Regions from separate parts of the Mus musculus genome. Here all the other regions are linked to region 3. The links are chromatin loops, found by intact Hi-C in ENCODE. Cell type or tissue: heart. All regions are shown on one strand. Region 1 holds the start of Lamp2 (lysosomal-associated membrane protein 2). Region 2 holds the start of C1galt1c1 (C1GALT1-specific chaperone 1). Region 3 overlaps Cul4b (cullin 4B).

What was found. Hi-C counts contacts between places; a loop is a spot of excess contacts. Peaks named below come from ENCODE experiments on the same cell type or tissue, not always from the same donor. Only the 100,000 strongest peaks of a DNase experiment are listed, where the experiment ranks them.
Region 1: a loop joins it to region 3, with 4 times the contacts of the local background. A loop is called at or near these places in 2 of 42 quality-filtered maps.
Region 2: a loop joins it to region 3, with 7 times the contacts of the local background. A loop is called at or near these places in 13 of 42 quality-filtered maps.

What each region holds. Positions count from the first base shown.
Region 1 is chrX:38,455,366-38,457,865 of GRCm38, forward strand. It overlaps Lamp2 (lysosomal-associated membrane protein 2), which reads right to left and starts at 1,095. Exons shown (of 9, transcript NM_001017959.2): 1 at 884-1,095. The coding sequence starts at 938. LOC115489130 (a long non-coding RNA gene) reads right to left here and starts at 877. Exons shown (of 2, transcript XR_003953097.1): 1 at 1-877. In heart, no CTCF peak of the experiment used is centred here; DNase peaks (open chromatin) are centred at 626 and 1,116; H3K4me3 peaks cover 1,295 bases; H3K27ac peaks cover 1,245 bases.
Region 2 is chrX:38,633,351-38,635,850 of GRCm38, forward strand. It overlaps C1galt1c1 (C1GALT1-specific chaperone 1), which reads right to left and starts at 1,793. Exons shown (of 2, transcript NM_021550.3): 1 at 1,628-1,793. It overlaps Gm52440 (a long non-coding RNA gene), which reads left to right and starts at 1,938. Exons shown (of 2, transcript XR_003953098.1): 1 at 1,938-2,079. In heart, a CTCF peak has its summit at 1,515; DNase peaks (open chromatin) are centred at 1,631 and 1,781; H3K4me3 peaks cover 1,663 bases; H3K27ac peaks cover 1,102 bases.
Region 3 is chrX:38,563,426-38,565,925 of GRCm38, forward strand. Cul4b (cullin 4B) reads right to left here. Exons shown (of 23, transcript NM_028288.5): 3 at 1,508-1,681; 4 at 238-783. Among named protein-coding and RNA genes, the nearest start is that of Cul4b, 12 kb to the right of the region's middle. In heart, no CTCF peak of the experiment used is centred here; DNase peaks (open chromatin) are centred at 1,256 and 1,646; H3K4me3 peaks cover 2,500 bases; H3K27ac peaks cover 2,205 bases.

The DNA of each region.
Region 1 (2,500 bases), 110 kb before region 3:
AGGAAGTAGCGAAAGTTATTCGAGAAAAACAAACAAAGCAACAAAAATCAAGCAAACCAACAACAATAACAAAAAAAAAAAAAAAAACAAAACGAAACAAAAAAACCGAGATCCTCACCACCTTTAAGTCAGATACTCACCCCCCACCAAAGTTATCAACTCATCCCTTTAGTCTCCAGAGGTTGGATATAACTTTTCTTTCCGGAAGTTACTCCAGCCCCAGTCACTATATGTATATGTATGTACGTGTGTGTGTATCCCTTCACTCTCAAAACTCCAAGGCCATTCCTTAGCTCTTCAATCACTGCTTCTCCCAGCCTCAAGTCCTACCTACAAAGCTCCCAAAACGGTGTCTCTGTCCCTTGGGCCCTACTGTCCTATCTACCTACCCCCCTATGCCCTCCCCCTCCCCAATAATTTCACGAGGGTACAGCGCCTTCCGTTCCAAATTCATTTCTCGCTCTACACTTTTTTTTCACCATCTTTAAAACTCTCCCCTGATCCAGGAAACCAAGCCTCCCCGGTGTCTGCTCCCCGACTCTTTTTCCAAGTTGCTCTCTCTAGCCCAGAGGTCTAGAACTCTGCGCTCCTCTTGCCTAATCCCTTGACGTCGTCCTCCCTCGTCCCCTTACTTGCCCCGCTGTTACTCTCAGAGGCCCTCCTGGCGGGCCATCCCACGGCCAGGCCTTCCTCCAGGTCGTGTGTCCCCCCCTCCCGGCCCCCCCGCGTCCCCCCTCCGCCGCCGCCTCGGGCCGCCGCCGCCCAGTGTCAGCTGTTCGGTCTCTCAAAGCCTTCTCAAAGACCAGTCTTTCAGGTTGTGGCCTTTGAAACTCCCCGATCCCCCGGGCCCGGCTCAAAGACACCAGAGGGCCCGAAAACTCACCTAGGAACAGAAAGATCAGGATGAGCTTTGCGCCTTTAACCGGAGAGAGGCACATCGTGATCCCTCAGGCCAGGCGACCACCGGACCGACAATTCCAACGAATCCCCTCGCAGCCCTGCGGAAGCGAAAGCACGAGAGACCACCGACCGAGGCACCCAGGCACCGCAAAAGCCTGGACTCGCCGCTTCAGCTGGAGTCATAAGACCAGGGGCGGGGTTCTTTATTCCTTTCAGCCAATCAGCATGCTTAGAAACTGAGAGGGAGGCGGTGATGTCCGGGCAGGAGGGCGGCGTGGCCACGCCCTGGCTTTTTGGTTCACAGCCATTATTAAACTAGAAAGAGTTGTGCGAGGAGGGCATTTTTTTAAGGCTAGCAGGAAAGGAGGAACTTTGATGCTTGTAGACAGTGGGTTATTTCTATTCTAGGTCCTTGAGAACAAACAGCATCATTTTTTCTGGCAACAAAACGGCTGCTAGGCCTCTCAAGATATATATGTATGTAAATTTATATATGAAAATATATGTAAAAAATAATACACGATTATTCAAGTATAGAGACCACCTACACAGTTTATACTATAGGTGGATAGGGAAGCTAGGGGGTATGGAGTCATTAACGACCAGATCAGACCATGCTCTTGAAGTTCAAAGTTATAACACTCTCTTTCCTTGATGGGGAAATTGAAGTCAGAAAGAGGAAGCATATTTTTAAATAGAGGAAGAAAAAAAGAGAGAGAAATAAGAATAGAAGGAAATCAAGATCACTCCCATTACTACCCAGAGACACTCTTTACAAAATACATAAACTCCCAGATATTTTTCTATCTGGAATACAAATACAGTTAATGTTCTCTAATGAGTTCATACTAACCCGTATTCTGTACGCTTGCCAAGTGAACAGTAAACAAACATGTCTCAAAACAACAGAGGAAAACAACATTAACGTAAAACTCCAGAGTTGGAATAAAGCAATGACCTTCAAATGTTGCTTCCCAAAACACACACACTCACACACACACACACACACACACACACACTCTTCTCAGGGATTTTGGAAGTAGTTTTTGTTTTGTTTATTTTACCTGATGATGCCTTAGAGACTCTGAAACAAATGCCCTTTTTCCTACAAGCTTACTGTTTGTTTGAGGTTTAATCCTCACTAAGTTGCCTAATAGTTTGACCTTACACTTAAAGTATAGCTGTAGTTCAGGTGGCACTTGAACATATGATTCCTCTGCCTCGGCATGCCTAGTAGCTTGGATTGCAGGGTTTCTCCTCCCATCCTGTCTTATTCCTTTACTAAACAAACACCTGGGGTGATTCTGATGCTGAGGCCCATGAACTGCACTTAGAAAAGTACTAAAAGCCGTGGTGGCGCATGCCTTTAATCCCAGCACTCCAGAGGCAGAGGTAGGCAGATCTCTGTGAGTTTGAGGTCAGCCTGTTCTACAGAGCAAGTTTCAGGACAGCCAGGTTCTGTTTGCACAGAGAAACCCTGTTTCAAAACAAACAAACAAATAAAAAGACAAAGAGAAGCTCTAAAACATAGCTTCAAAGTCATGCAGTTTGGGAGATCTTTAATCTGTGGCTCTATTTAAAAATAAGCTTAAGAAGAGAT
Region 2 (2,500 bases), 70 kb after region 3:
AACAGCTGACAATATTATGGTTTACATTGTTGCTCGTCAAGACTGAATGTTCCCCAGTCTCTTCTGCAACTCTTCAAAGTTTCACTGGACTCCTTCTACTTCCACGGTGTCTCTTACGGTTGAAAAGGACCTTAGAAGCTGTTACCTGAGGTCATTTCTCTCATTTAAAGAATATGTCCAGTTATGTGTCAATTTAAAAAAAATGGGGCTGGAAAGATGATTCGGTGGACCTGAGTTTCCTGAGGACCTGAGTTCCATACCCAGTGCCCATATAAAAAGCTGGGCAAGGCAGGAAGCCATGTCTAACCCCAGCACTGTGGGGTTGGAGGCAGGAGCTCATTGGGGCCTGCTGGCCTTCAACATATTTCCTGGTTCAGGAAGAATAAAGGGGAGAGTGATAGAGCAGGCTACCAAATGTCTGCCCCATCTGACCTTAATACTCAACGCTGGGACCCCCTCTAGTGTCACACAAAGACTTCTTTTAAATGGGGAAATGGAGAACCATAAAGGTTAAATAGCTGATCTAAAGTCACAAAGGCTATCAGTGGTAGAAGTGACCTATAAACGCGACATGTGGATCTAGTAAACATAATTGATGCTTGCACCAAATTTTCCCATAATGCTACAAGGATACTACACTGACCCTGTCTCCCCCCTTCCTGTCCCCTTTTCTAAGATGTGAGATAGGGTTTCACTATGTATCTCCAGCTGATCTTGAACTTGTGATCCTCTCGTTTCATTTGTCCATGTGCTGGTATTACTTGTGTGTGGCAACACTTCTGGCTCCTATTGTTTTCTTATAAAAGAAATGAACTTTGACTTTTACCACAAAGACAGCTGTTTGAAGGACAGGTGCAGTTTCTAAGAGTGTGTGGGGAAGTGGGTGGGGGAAGGCAAGATGGTAGTTTCCCTCTGTAATCCAGAGAACTTGGTCAATAAACACTTCCCATAGGAAAGGAGAAAGAACAGAAAAGCTATGCCTCAAAACAGCATTGTAAAGTTCACCTTTATATTACTTGTTATAATTGCAGTTCTTATCACATGATCATTATTTCTGGCCAATACTCAACAATCCAGACAAGTACCTTCATATGATTTTGTGTCAAAAATTTCCAGAATTTTTCCTCCTAACGGCAAAAATACTATTAAAACTCAAAACGTCTACTAATTCTACACAAAATTATTTGTACAAATTATCCTAACATTTTTTTTTCTCCGCTGAGGAATTAAAAAAAAAAAAGTAACACCAACAATCCGCACGATGGGATATTTTTGTACAGAGGAGGGAACTTAAAACGCACACACAAGAGAAAGCAGAAAGTATGTTTTTGCGACAAACTTTCTTTCTTTTTCTGTTTTTAGAAGGAGAAAGTGGATGGAGATCAAAATGGAGACTGGGTACCAGGATGGATATCAGTGTCCCACTGAAGGGCCAAGGGAGAAGCTCTCGGAAGGCTGCTTTCCCCACTCCCGCTGGGTCCTCCCGCCGCACCTGCCAAGGCATCCCTAGTGGAGCATGCTGGGAACGGGCTAGGGCCCAGGCTAGGGCCCTGGCCTTCCCAGGGGAGGGAGGGAAGCAGTAGCTCTGGGTTGTGCTTGAAGTGGGGGCCGAGGTTTTGGCACTCACCGCATCTAGAACGGCTCCAGGGCAGGAAAGCGCTGCCTCACGAGGCTTGGACGTGAGAGGTCCAAGGCCCACTCTGTTACGCTCGGAACCAGGCTGCTCTAGACGCAGGCGGTATCCTCTCGTTGGTGTCATTAATGACGGAGCAACAGAGGAAGCTGACGAGGGTGGGGGCGGGGCGGGGCGGGGTGGGGCGGGGCGAGAGCTGGGAACGGCGTGGGGGGCGGGCTCCGTGAGACTCGGAAAGGGCCCGCCCCGACATGCTCAGCTGTACCCAATGGGATGCCCCGAGGGGCGTGCGTGTTTTAAGGCCCGCCCACGCTCCCTTCCTCGGTCTGCCTACGGGCGTGGAAACTGCCGGAGTGCGGAAGAGAGCTGCTGCTTACCTGATGTAGATTTCTAGATCATTCCTCTAACCTACTCTAATGTGTTGGTACCCTTGTGGTGACAAGAAGGTAATTCCTCCCAGTATTCCTGGCCTGGAACCAAAATGCAAGTCATTGAAATTGTCATCGCTTTGGGGAGCAAGAATTGGCTGTGGTTACACGGGTGGTAGGTTTCGAAGCCACATAGCCTAGAAGTGATCCTTCAGCCAAGTGCTTTGCTATCCTGGAGAAGTGACTTCATTTTCACGCTGCCTCTGTTCCTTCCTTTGTTGTGTTTGGAAAATATCTCACAGGTTATCAGTTAGTGTACATAACTCCCCTAGCAAAAGGTGAAGTGTAAAGTAAGCATTCAGTAAATGTTGGTTCTGTGTATTCCACCCTGTATTGCTAGCAGATAGTGCCAGGATGCAATAAGCAAATATTTGAGGAGTTAATGAGTGTTAGAAATACAGATGGAGAACCAAGCCCAGTACAGGATAAGGGGTGCTTT
Region 3 (2,500 bases):
GAGACAGACCTCAAAAACATTGGATGGAAACACTCAAAGAGTATGCTTCACAGGAAGGACACAAACACCTCGGGAAAGAACCCTCCACCAAAAACAGGACCTCCCTTCCACTCATTGATTACGCATAAAACATTAGGCAACCTCTATACTGTTCAATATATTAACATAAATAGCACACACGTGACTGCTCAAGTGTCAAATTCTTAGTAGGTGATTATGGATTTTGGCCTTGGTTACCTTTAAAGTTCTTGATCACTAACTTCTTAGCTGAGCCGGGCTTGCTGTTAGCAAAGCTAGAGACCGCGGTAGAAGATTTAGCCAGGCCGTTTGCATGGTGCACTGAAGCCACAGAAGAAATTAATATACTCTTAGTTTTAAGTTGTTGCTGCTGCTGCTGCTGTGAGGTTGCAGCAGTTGGCGAAGATGAGGAAGATGAGGAGGAAGATTCCTCAGCCATTTTCGTATCAATCCCTACAAACTCCAGGGTGTCTTCAAACCGCAGCTTCTTCTGTATAGGTACGTGGCTGGAAGTGGCCACTGGAACCCCAAGGCAGAAGGACGAGGTTGAAGGGGACGCCGAATCTCTGGGTTGTGGAGGGGTGGAAGAGGAAGAGGTGGAATCAAAGTCTTCTCTCTCGTTACTACTGTTACTGCTGCTACTGCTGCTGTTTAACTTTCTCTTCTTGGCAGAGGTGGGCGGAGTGGTGCTGGTATTACCATCAGTGGCAGATCTGACCTCCTGAGCAGCAGCAGAAGCAGCAGAGGGATTGGGGGAAGAAAAACCTGTTGGAAACATGAAAATAGCGGGGTCAACAGGCAGAGGAGCATCAAAAGCCTACGTTTATGTGCCTGCGTGCTTGTAGGAGAGGTGGCAATGCTGGAGGGGGAAGGGAAGGAAGAGGAGAAGCACAGAGGACGAGGAGGAAAGTGGGGGGGGGGGCACACCGGGGGAATGGGAGGGCTTGGGAAGGCGGATAGGCTGACACCGGCAGTGAACAGAACGGGGGGTGGGGGGGTGAAGGAGGCAGACAGGTAAACAGCCCTGCCGTCCCCCCTCCCCTGCTTTCGTCCCCTCTTCCCCACTTTCCGCAGGCGCGACTGGGGAGAGGGAGCCAGTGAAGCTTGCAGCTCCTCCTCCTTTTCTCCCTCTCTCAGGGAGGGGAGCTGCAGGGCTGGAGGGGGAGGGGGAGCGAGCCAAGGCTTGTTATTGTCAATAGCACAAGAGGCTAAAGATGGCGCCACTTCCGGTCACGCGGCGCCCGTGGAGAGGCGGCGTCACCCTCGCGGAGTGGGGGGTGGAGAGGAGGACCCGAGCGGCCTGGGAGGCGGGGGCGCCGACTCACCGTGGGGCGGCTGGAAGCGCCCGGAACGCTCACTCCGGGCAGCTCACTCGGGGTCCGGTTCCCGCACCCCTTCCCTGCCGGCACCCTCCCCACCGGGCTCCCTCACCGTCGGCCACCCGATCCTTAAGGGTCCCGCGGGGAGCTTCGCGCCACATCGCTCTTACCGGAAGTGCCTGGGCAGACACTTTTCATAGCTCCCAGATCCTGAAGCCCCCGGGTCCGCCGGACTTGAGGTGGGGGGGTTGGGGGAGGGAACACGGGGGGTAAAAGAGGTGGATAGGGAGGGCGGGGCGGACCTTGGCGACACCTTCGGCGCTCTTGATTGGAGGTTTCCGAACCTGCGGAGGGCGGGCAGATAGGGTTGGTTGGGGGGCGGGGGGGCGGGAGAAGAAGCGGGAAGCCTCCGGTGAGGCAGAGTAGGTGGTGCAGGCTAGGGGCGGGGTAAACTATCTGGGGAAAAGAAGAGGGTGGGAAGAAAAGTAAGGCGAAGGGAAACTTTACCAAGATGAAGGACTAAGGAGTTGCAAGGCCACGGGAAGAAGCTGAAGTAAGAGGAAACTTAAGCATGCCCCCTGCTAGAGAGGACTATCGCTATGATCAGGGAGCGGAGAGGGCTTAGCTAGGAGGAAAGTTTTTTACTCAGTGCAGCAACACAATCTCTCATTTTTCTCTGTAACACAACATCCCACAGGGCCCGCATTTTGATTGCCTCAATAAGAACAGCTGGACGGACATTCTGTTACCTTCCTACCGAGAGCATTTTCTAAGATTACTGGCAAGAGTAAAGGTACTTTCGAAGGCCATGTAGCCTCATCCAGCACAATTTCAGGGTTCACCCCTCCCACCCTATCAAATCAGTAATCTGTAAACCAAACAAAGCTCAGACTCACTTCATTTACCAACTCTCAGTTTAGATACACTATTGGCAAAAGTCTGTTTCCCTACCAGTGTGTTCCATGAGACCTCAAGTTTTAATTAAGATTGTTGATAAAAAAATAAATAAATAACTCGGAATTTAAATTACCAACGATAAACTCTGTAAAGTCTCGGATTTTTGTTTTGTTTTTTTTTACTTAACCCGCGGGACAGTTTTTAGACAGCACTGGCAAATACCTGTCATTCCGGTGCTCTGGAGGCTAAGGCTGGAGTATACCTAG